Linked DNA regions of Homo sapiens: region 1 is linked to region 2. A link is a contact called in ENCODE Hi-C or POLR2A ChIA-PET data. All regions are on one chromosome and are shown on one strand. Each heading gives the region's core, a stretch centred on a gene start or an enhancer-like site at or near the end of the contact. The rest is flanking DNA. Distances are from core to core; before and after follow the strand shown. Region 1 overlaps FRMD8 (FERM domain containing 8). Region 2 holds the start of TM7SF2 (transmembrane 7 superfamily member 2).

Evidence for each region. A loop is a pair of places that touch in the nucleus more often than their neighbours do. ChIA-PET counts read pairs that join two places held with the same protein, here RNA polymerase II (POLR2A). Pooled maps may share reads with other maps.
Region 1: a pooled map shows a loop between it and region 2 (2.9-fold over the local background). The contact joins the enhancer-like site here to the promoter of TM7SF2 in region 2. A Hi-C loop is called at or near these places in 7 of 50 pooled maps. POLR2A ChIA-PET finds 5 or more read pairs at or near these places in 4 of 52 experiments (CD8-positive, alpha-beta memory T cell, WTC11, activated CD4-positive, alpha-beta T cell and 1 more).

The regions. Positions count from the first base shown.
Region 1 is chr11:65,401,026-65,405,263 of GRCh38, reverse strand. It overlaps FRMD8 (FERM domain containing 8), which reads right to left. Exons shown (of 11, transcript NM_031904.5): 10 at 196-400. Among named protein-coding and RNA genes, the nearest start is that of FRMD8, 17 kb to the right of the region's middle. RefSeq lists enhancers at 517-1,016, 4,045-4,238. Within about 2 kb of position 1,568, at least 6 of the 41 ENCODE cell types and tissues checked have a DNase peak (open chromatin) inside an H3K27ac peak, as active enhancers do.
Region 2 is chr11:65,109,775-65,113,554 of GRCh38, reverse strand. TM7SF2 (transmembrane 7 superfamily member 2) reads right to left here and starts at 1,683. Exons shown (of 10, transcript NM_003273.6): 1 at 1,488-1,683; 2 at 844-1,040; 3 at 690-744; 4 at 141-335; 5 at 1-64. The coding sequence starts at 1,539. VPS51 (VPS51 subunit of GARP complex) reads right to left here. Exons shown (of 10, transcript NM_013265.4): 7 at 3,632-3,780; 8 at 2,952-3,073; 9 at 2,774-2,861; 10 at 1,693-2,228. The coding sequence ends at 1,968. RefSeq lists silencers at 872-1,301, 2,567-2,742 and enhancers at 1,432-1,481, 1,552-1,661, 1,584-1,878, 1,575-2,500, 2,501-3,428.

The DNA.
Region 1 (4,238 bases), core at 319-2,818, 290 kb before region 2:
GCAGCAGTGAGAAGGGACAGGAAAGGCACTATGGCCAAGGCCCGGGCTCGGCCTGCTCACAGCTGTGTCCTGAGATGGAGGCCAGCTCACACTGGGTCTGGAGCTGCTCTGCAATGCCCTGTCCTCAGGAACTCCCCCCGGTGTGTGCACGCGCATGCGTGTTTGTGTGTGCACATGCACAGAAGGGCTGCTCACCGTCCTCCACGTAGTCGATGGTGGAGAGATGCTGGATCCGGCTGGACACCACACTGCCCTGCCTCCGCAGCTTGGGGCGCTGAACAGGAGCCAGTGAGGAGCTGGGGTCCGAGGGCGAGCCAGTCGCACTGTCCTGGGGGCCTGCGGGCTCCGCCGCCTGGCTCAGTTCGATGCAGTACTCAATGAGACTGCTCATCAGTTCGGCCTGGGGAGGAGGGGGCAGTGTGAGGCCTGGCCAGGGCCCCCTTCCATGCCTGTTGCTGAGCCTGAAATGAGCTCTGCTCTCTGGTTGGGGAAGCAGGGGAGGGGACACACATCACTCAGGAGGGAGGGAGCAGGGAGGCAGGGGAGGTGTCCCACTTGGGTGACTGTGAAGGTGAGTCCTGGTGGATGAGGAGGGGTCTCCAGATCTGGGAGTTCAGGTGGGAAAGAAAGAACATTCTGGTCAGAAGGCACAGCCCAGGAAGGCTGACTCCATGGGCAGAAGCAGGTGGGGAGGGAGGGGGTAGGGAGCCAGCTGCTGCAGAGAGGACGAAGAGTGGGGAAGCGGGGCGGGGAGGCGGGTGGTGCTGGCTGGGAGGAAAACCTGCAGCCAGGAGGAAGGGGCGCGATGTCACCAGGGCAGGGGCGGGCGGCTCCCTGCCAGCACGTTCTTCAAAAGTGACTCCTACTCAACAGGTGTGAAGCATGAGGCACACTGACAGAAAAGATGCAGCAGCCGGGTGCCAGCGGGCACAGCTGGGCACCAAGGACAGGGCCTTCAGGGGTTTGAGGGAGTCGCAGAGGGTGTTAAAAGGGTGGCACCCCTTAGGACACAGGTATTTCCTGAGTGCCTCCCACGTGCCAAGCACTGCTGCAGGCCTGGGATAAGATGAGGCCAAGTAGACAGGAATGGCCACCTGTGCTCCTGACTGGTGGGGCTGGGTCAGATGCTGGAGTGGCCCTGCGGAGACTGGCCTGGCTCCTGCCTCTCCACAGGGCAGCTACAATCCCTCTGGGCTGGGCAGGTGGGCACCGCTGCTCGGCCCAGAAGGAAGAGCAGAGGCCTGGTGGGCTCTCCACGCTCCCTGCCCTCAGCTCAGTCCACCCACACTCCTCTCCTCACCAAGTGGACTCCACCAGCCAAAGGGCAGTGGGCTGGCGAGGGGACGGCAGCCGGTGGGGACAGAGTCCTGAGTGCAACCATAACAGGGAAGCCTACTAAGTTTCCTAGAACAAAAACTCCTGCACAGCAACATGCCTCTGAGGCTCAGGAAGCCTGCCGTTCAAATGCAGCCAAAAGAGGAAGCTCTGCTGAACATCTGTCCAAGATAAAACTCAGCAAGCCAGCGTCAGAAAGGAACTTCCTCAACCTGATGAAGCGCATCTCTGAAGAACCCACAGCAAAATCCCACTTATTCAGTGAAAGACAATGTTCTCTCTCAGGCCAGGTGCGTCAGGGACGCCTGCGCACACCTATCCATCCTACACTGGGGGTCAGAAGCACTGTCAGGCAAGGCAAGCAAGAGGCACACAGATTGGAAAGTGAGACCCAGCTGTCCCAACTCACAGACCACACGACTGTCCACATAGAAAGTCCCAGGCCAGGCCAGGTGCCGTGGCTCACGCCTGTAATCCCAACACTTTGGGAGGCCGAGGCGGGTGGATCACCTGAGGTCAGGAGTTTGAGACCAGCCTGGCCAACATGGTGAAAACCCATCTCTACTAAAAATACAAAAATTAGCTGGGTGTGATGGCAGGCTCCTGTAATCCCAGCTACTCAGGAGGCTGAGGTGAGAGAATCGCTTGAACCTAGGAGGCGGAGGTTGCAGTGAGCTGAAATCGCGCCATTGCACTCCAGCCTGGGCGACAGAGTGAGACTCCATCTCAAAAAAAAAGAAAAAAAGAAAAAAGGCAGACACAGGGGCTCATGCCTGTAATCCCAGCACTTTGGGAGGCCAAGGTGGGAGAATCACTTGAGCCCAGGAGTTCAAGATTAGCCTGGGCAACATAGTGAGACCTTGTCTCTACAAATATAAAATAAAGTTAGCCTGGCATGGTGGTGCACACCTGTGGCTTGGGATGATAGCTTGAGCCCAGAGGTCAAGGATGCAGTGAGCTATGATTGCGCCACTGCACCCCAGCCTCGGTGACAGAGCAAGAGTGTTTCAAAAAAAACAAAAACAATTATATTTCTATATAAGGAAATGATCAATTGGAAATTGAAATTAAAAACAGTGCCATTTACAGTAGCACCAAAAGAAAAAAAAAAAGAAATGGATAAATCTAACAAAAGATGCAGAAGTTTTGTATGCTGAAAACTATAAAATGTTAATGAAAGAAATCAGAGACAAATAAATGGAGATACAGAAATAAATGGACTGGAAGACTTAAGAGGTCAATGACCTCCGAAGTAATCAATGCGATCTCAATAAAAATCCTAGGTAGCCTTTTTTTGGGGGGTGGATAGCGGAGCATGCTACAAATCAACAAGCTGATTCTAAAACTTCTATGGAAACCATTTTAAAAAGAACAAAGTTCTGGTTATCAGACTACCTGATTTCAAGACTTATTATAAAGGTTCAAAAATCAATATATAGTGTGATTATCAGTGAAAGACACACATATATCAGTGGTTTAGAAGAGGGAATCCAGAAACAGACCCACACATGTACAGCCAATTGATTTTCAACAAAGATGTCAGGGCAATTCAATGTCTTTCTTTTTTTTTTTTTTGAGACAGAGTCTCACTCTGTTGCCTAGGCTGGAGTGCAGTGGCACCATCTCGGCTTACCACAATCTCTGCCTCCCCAGTTCAAGTGATTCTCGTGCCTCAGTCTCCCAAGTAGTAGCTGGGATTACGGGCGTGTGCCACCACACCCGGCCAATTTTTTGTATTTTTAGTAGAGATGGGGGTTTCACCTTGTTGGCCAGGCTGGTCTTGAGCTCTGAGCCTAAAGAGATCCGCCCACCTTGGCTTCCCAAAGTGCTGGGATTACAGGCGTGATCCACCATGCCCGGCCAATTCAATGTCTTTTCAACAAACGACACCGAAACAATTGAGAATCTGTAAACACGAACATGAACATTGACCTGTATATCACACCTGATGTAAAATATTGACTTTGGGATGGCTGGGAGGCTTAAATTTATACAACTTCTACAAGAAAACATGAGAAAATCTTTGTGGTCTTGGGTTAGGCAAAATTTCTTAGGAAACAAAAAGCATAAACCAGTCTCCGTCTCAAAAAAAAAAAAAAAAAAAGAAAATTGTGAACTTTGAACATAAAGGTGAGAATATCTTGGAGTTCAAAGCCATGAGGCAGGGAGAGGAGTGCCCTCGAGGGGGGCCAGGAAAATGGGGAGCAGCAGGGGAAGCTGGGGGAGGAGGTGGCTGGTGGGGGCGGAAAGAAGCTTCCAGGAGCATGTAGTTAAGCTGAGAAGGGGGAGGGGGCCCTCCTGTGGCAAAGCAGAGGCCGATGGGGCTAGAAGCAGCCCCCAGCATGGGAGGCGCAGGGGTGGGGTCTGGCTGCCAAGGGAGGGGTGAAGGGCACCAAAAGGAAGCCGGAGAGGTGTGGAATGAAGGATCCAGAGAGACCCGAGATGAAAGGAGGAAGGGGTGGGAACAGTCCTGAAAGGGCCCTGTGGGAGGGAGGGGCGTCTGATGTGACCCAAGTGGGAGAGGGAGGGGCAGGGGAGGGAGGCTGGGGAGGGAAGCAGGGGAGGGAGGCAGGGGAGGGAGGCAGGGGAGGGAGGCTGGGGAGGGAGGCTGGGGAGGGAGGCTGGGGTAGAAGAGGTGCTCGGTGCTGAGTAAAACACGACGAATGAAGGGGAAAATCAAACACAGGCTTGGAGAGGCCCAACGTTTCCACGCCCACCGCAGGTGACTGTGAATAGGGTCACAACAGCACTGGTCTTGGGGACAGGAGGGGAGGGTGCAGGCTGGTCTCAAAGCACTCAGCAAGCCCTCAACAAACAGCTGCCCGAACCCCACAGCTGCCACCACCACCGGCGTGGAGTCTGCAGACCAGGCCTCCTGACCTCCCAGGGCAGCTCTGGGTCAG
Region 2 (3,780 bases), core at 434-2,933:
AAGTCGAAGAAACAGATACGAGGGTTGAGCTCTCGTCCCAGAAAAAAGTCGTAAATCGGATTGCCTGGAGAATATTGGAGAGTGAATGTACAGGCAGACGCCCCAATCTGCCTCCGTCTCCACCCCAGGACCCCTCTCACCTGAGTTCCCCCCAGGTGCCAGGGCCGAAACTGGGGCTACCTGCGCCTTCATGTAGAGAAAGAGGCTGAAGATGAAAGCGGTGAGGGTGGCGACAAACGCCAAGGGCAGGAGCATTTCCGGGAGCGCCCCCAGAGGCAGCCCCGCTGACATCCCCAGCCCCACCAACAGGGCTGTCAGCACCAGGGCCTGGAAGCCTGAACCACAGCGCACAGTGAGCCCTGGGGCTGCGCGCCTCCACATCCCCACCCCGCAAACACACGCAGAGCCCAAAACTCAGGGGGGCCACAGACCCTGCCCCAAGCATTAGGCTGCCACCCTGGCCTTCAGAGGATCACCCCAGCCACTGCTGTGGTGCACGGAGTAGCAGTAAATGGGGTAAGGCTGTGGGGACGAGGGGCATAGGGAGAGCCCCCGGCGTCTGTCCTGGGCGTAACAGAGGCACACAAAGGAGCCTGGGGTGGGGGCCAATCTCCGTGGACCTCCCCGCTAGGCCTGGAGCTCCACCCCCGGCCGCTTAACTCCAGCGCGAGGGCCCGTCCCCTAGGCACCGTTAATAGGATAGCGCAGGCGACTCTTGTCCTTCAATTCCTGCCCCTCGGCCACCTGCGGGTCCAAGGGGGCTCTGATAAGGCCCGGGGCGTCCTTTCCCTCGCCGAGCCCATTCGCTTCCCTCCCCCGAGCGTCCGCGAGCGGGGCCCGCACCTTGCGCGCCGGCAGTAGGTAGAGCGCCGCCTGCAGGCCGAGCCAGGCGAGCCACAGCAGCAGCGCCCGTGGGCTCCACAGCACCTCCAGCCCCGGCAGGGACGCGGGTGGACCCAGCAGGCGCGCGGGGCCCGAACGGGCCGCCAGGAGCAGGTGGAACATGGTGGCGGGCAGCAGCAGTAGCAGAGCCGCGGCGCCTGCGGGAAGGGCCATCACGTCGGGCGTCCGCCCCTAGCCCCCCAGCTCCCCGCCGGCCCGCACGGGCGCCCTGACGTCTCTGCGGGACCCTCTCGGCATTCCCAGAGTGCGCCTCCGCACCCCGTCCTCAGCCCTCGGCCCCCAGGCACCCCGCTGCCTCCCAGTTCCCTTCCCAGGCGTCCATCTTAGTCCCCCGCCCCCAGGCCCCTCGAAGACCCTCCTCCTGCTCCCAGTCGACACCATAAATCCCCGTTCTGCAGCCCCCAGAACCGGCCCCTCCTCAGCTCTCCCTCTCCAGACACCCTTCGCTGCAAACCCCCGGGTCCCTCTGCCTCCGACACCCCCAAAGCCTTCCATCCTCAGATCTCGCCCCCGCTCTTAGTTCACCCGCTCCAGCTCTCCTTCGCTTAGCCTTTGCCCCAGGTCCCATCTCTCTGCCCCATTACCCAGGGGCCCTCCGAATTCCAGCGGGGCCCGGGGGCCCTGAGTGGGGGCCATGGTCTCCGCTCCGCCGGAGAGAGAGGGCGCTCACAATAGTCAGTCAAGGAAACACTGTCCGCCCCATTTCCCAGGAGATGGACTCGGCCGCGCGGAGGATCCGGCCCCGCGGCGCCTGCACCTGCCTGGACACGGAACGCAGACAAGGACCGCTCTCGTCCCAGGGTTTTTAAGTGGAACCGCCCCCTGCCCATGCTGGGCCCAGCACACCAGCCAATCGGCGCTCGGGGGCGGACCCGACGCGGGCGCCTCAGAAGCCTCAGCTTCAAAACCCCGCCCCCGGAAAGGCCCGCCCAGCAAGCGAGAGGAGGAGGCCACACATGTTTATTAGGCCGGTCCTGACACCTGCCTGCGGGGAAGGACCACCGAGACCAGATCCTGGGTGCCATGGGGTGCAGGGACAGACCGGTGCATGGCAGCGGCTGCGCCTAGCCGCGCTCGCAGATGACCTCAACCACACTGGGCTCCATGGGCACAGGGTCTGGGCAGCGCAGGGCAGCAGAGGCCACCACTTCGTCCAGCAGCAAGTGCACGAGTTCTTCGTCGGCCACAAAACGCCACAGGTAGAGCTGCAGAAAGTGGCAGTCCACTTGCACCTGCTGCAGCCCGAAGCGCCCAAAGGTGCGCAGCCGCACACACTCCAGCAGCGTCTTCAGGCTGATCTTGATGATGCCGGTCAGCACCGACACCTGCAGGCAGGGACACAGGGATGCAGCTTGGGGACTGCAGGTGTGTGTGGGGGACACCCAAGTTCCAAGCAGGGGCCCGGGAGACATACGATGGAAGTAGCTGGGATGAGGCAGAAAGTCTCCGGGGCCAGATAAGAAGGGAGGGATACAATATTAGCGCCGTCATCTGGAGGGCAGGGGACAGGTAGGGCCCAGCAATCAGAGGCATCCCTGAGCTTGGAGTGAGGCGGGGCAGGGACCATGGGTGAACAGAAAACCCTGGGGAGGACCCAAGACTACTGTGGGGATAAGGACAAGGGCAAACAGTAATCCCAGGTCAGCACCCAGACTCAGGCTGGGCATACACCAAGACTGGGACAAGGGCTGTGGGATTTGGAGGCAGGGCACTCTGTACTACCTAAAAACAGCCCTAGAGACAGAGACTGGAGGGTCAGGGTCACCCCCAGTTGGTCACAGAGTCCTGGGGCTCCTTGGGCAGGTGTGGGGCTGCTCCAGCCAACCCTCCCCGGGATCCCTGGAAGTCTGAGTCACGTTGGAAGTCGGACCTTGTTGAACTCCACAGGGCTGAACACATCAATACGTTCAGAGAATAGCTTCTGGATATTGCTCAAGAGGTTGGTGTCCATCGGGGCACTGGATTGGGGAAGACAAGGAATCAGAGCCCGCCCTGCACCCTCGCCCTCTTTTGTCCCTTCCCCCTGGGGCTCCCCTGACCAGCCAGACCTGGGGGTATAGCTGGGGGCGTAGCGGCCCTGCTGCCGAGAGCTGCTGTACACGGAGAAAGTCCTCTTGCTGGAGTCGCTGCTCTGGGCCTTGCGAACACCCTCTTCGTACAGGAGCCCCACCTGGTGGTAAAAAGAGGTACTGCAAGGAGGCCCGAGTCAGGGGAAACCACCAGCCCATCGGTGCTGAGGATGCCCTAAGTCAGCTACTCAAGCATCACAAGGATCACAGGGTAATCACCGCGGGGCCCGCTATTTAGTAGGTACATGGTCGCTATTTATAGAACCAGTGGAGTGGGGCAAAGGCAGGATACAAGAGTTGGTCTGAGGTCTAATCTTCAGCACCAGCACCAACCCTGCCCTGACTTCCTGGGTAACCCTGAGCCTCTGCTTCTCCACAGGTAAAATAGGGGCGAAGATGTCATAATCCTGGGCTGAGAAGGAACAAGACCGTGGACATAGGCACTCCCCAGCCCGTTTGGTCTTCATCCTTGGAGACTTGTTCCCCTGGGGTTCCCTCACGGACGCCCTGGCTACAGAACTGGCCCCGTGAGAAGCCCAGATACACATGTCCCCTCCTCCAGGCAGGGACTGCCAGTGATCCTCTGCTGCCCCAGCCCCTCTTGAAGGGACAGTACCCCCAGCCTGCGTCAGGGCTACCCCGGCCAGCCTGGGCAGCACCTGCACGTCGATGGCGGTGGTATCCTCCACCACCCGCTTCATGACGGCCCGCACATTCCGGGGCTCCAGAGTGCTGAGCCAGTCGCGAGTCTCCACGCTCTTGCGCAGCATCTGTGATATGACCAGGCCCTGCACCTTCACGTAGTGGG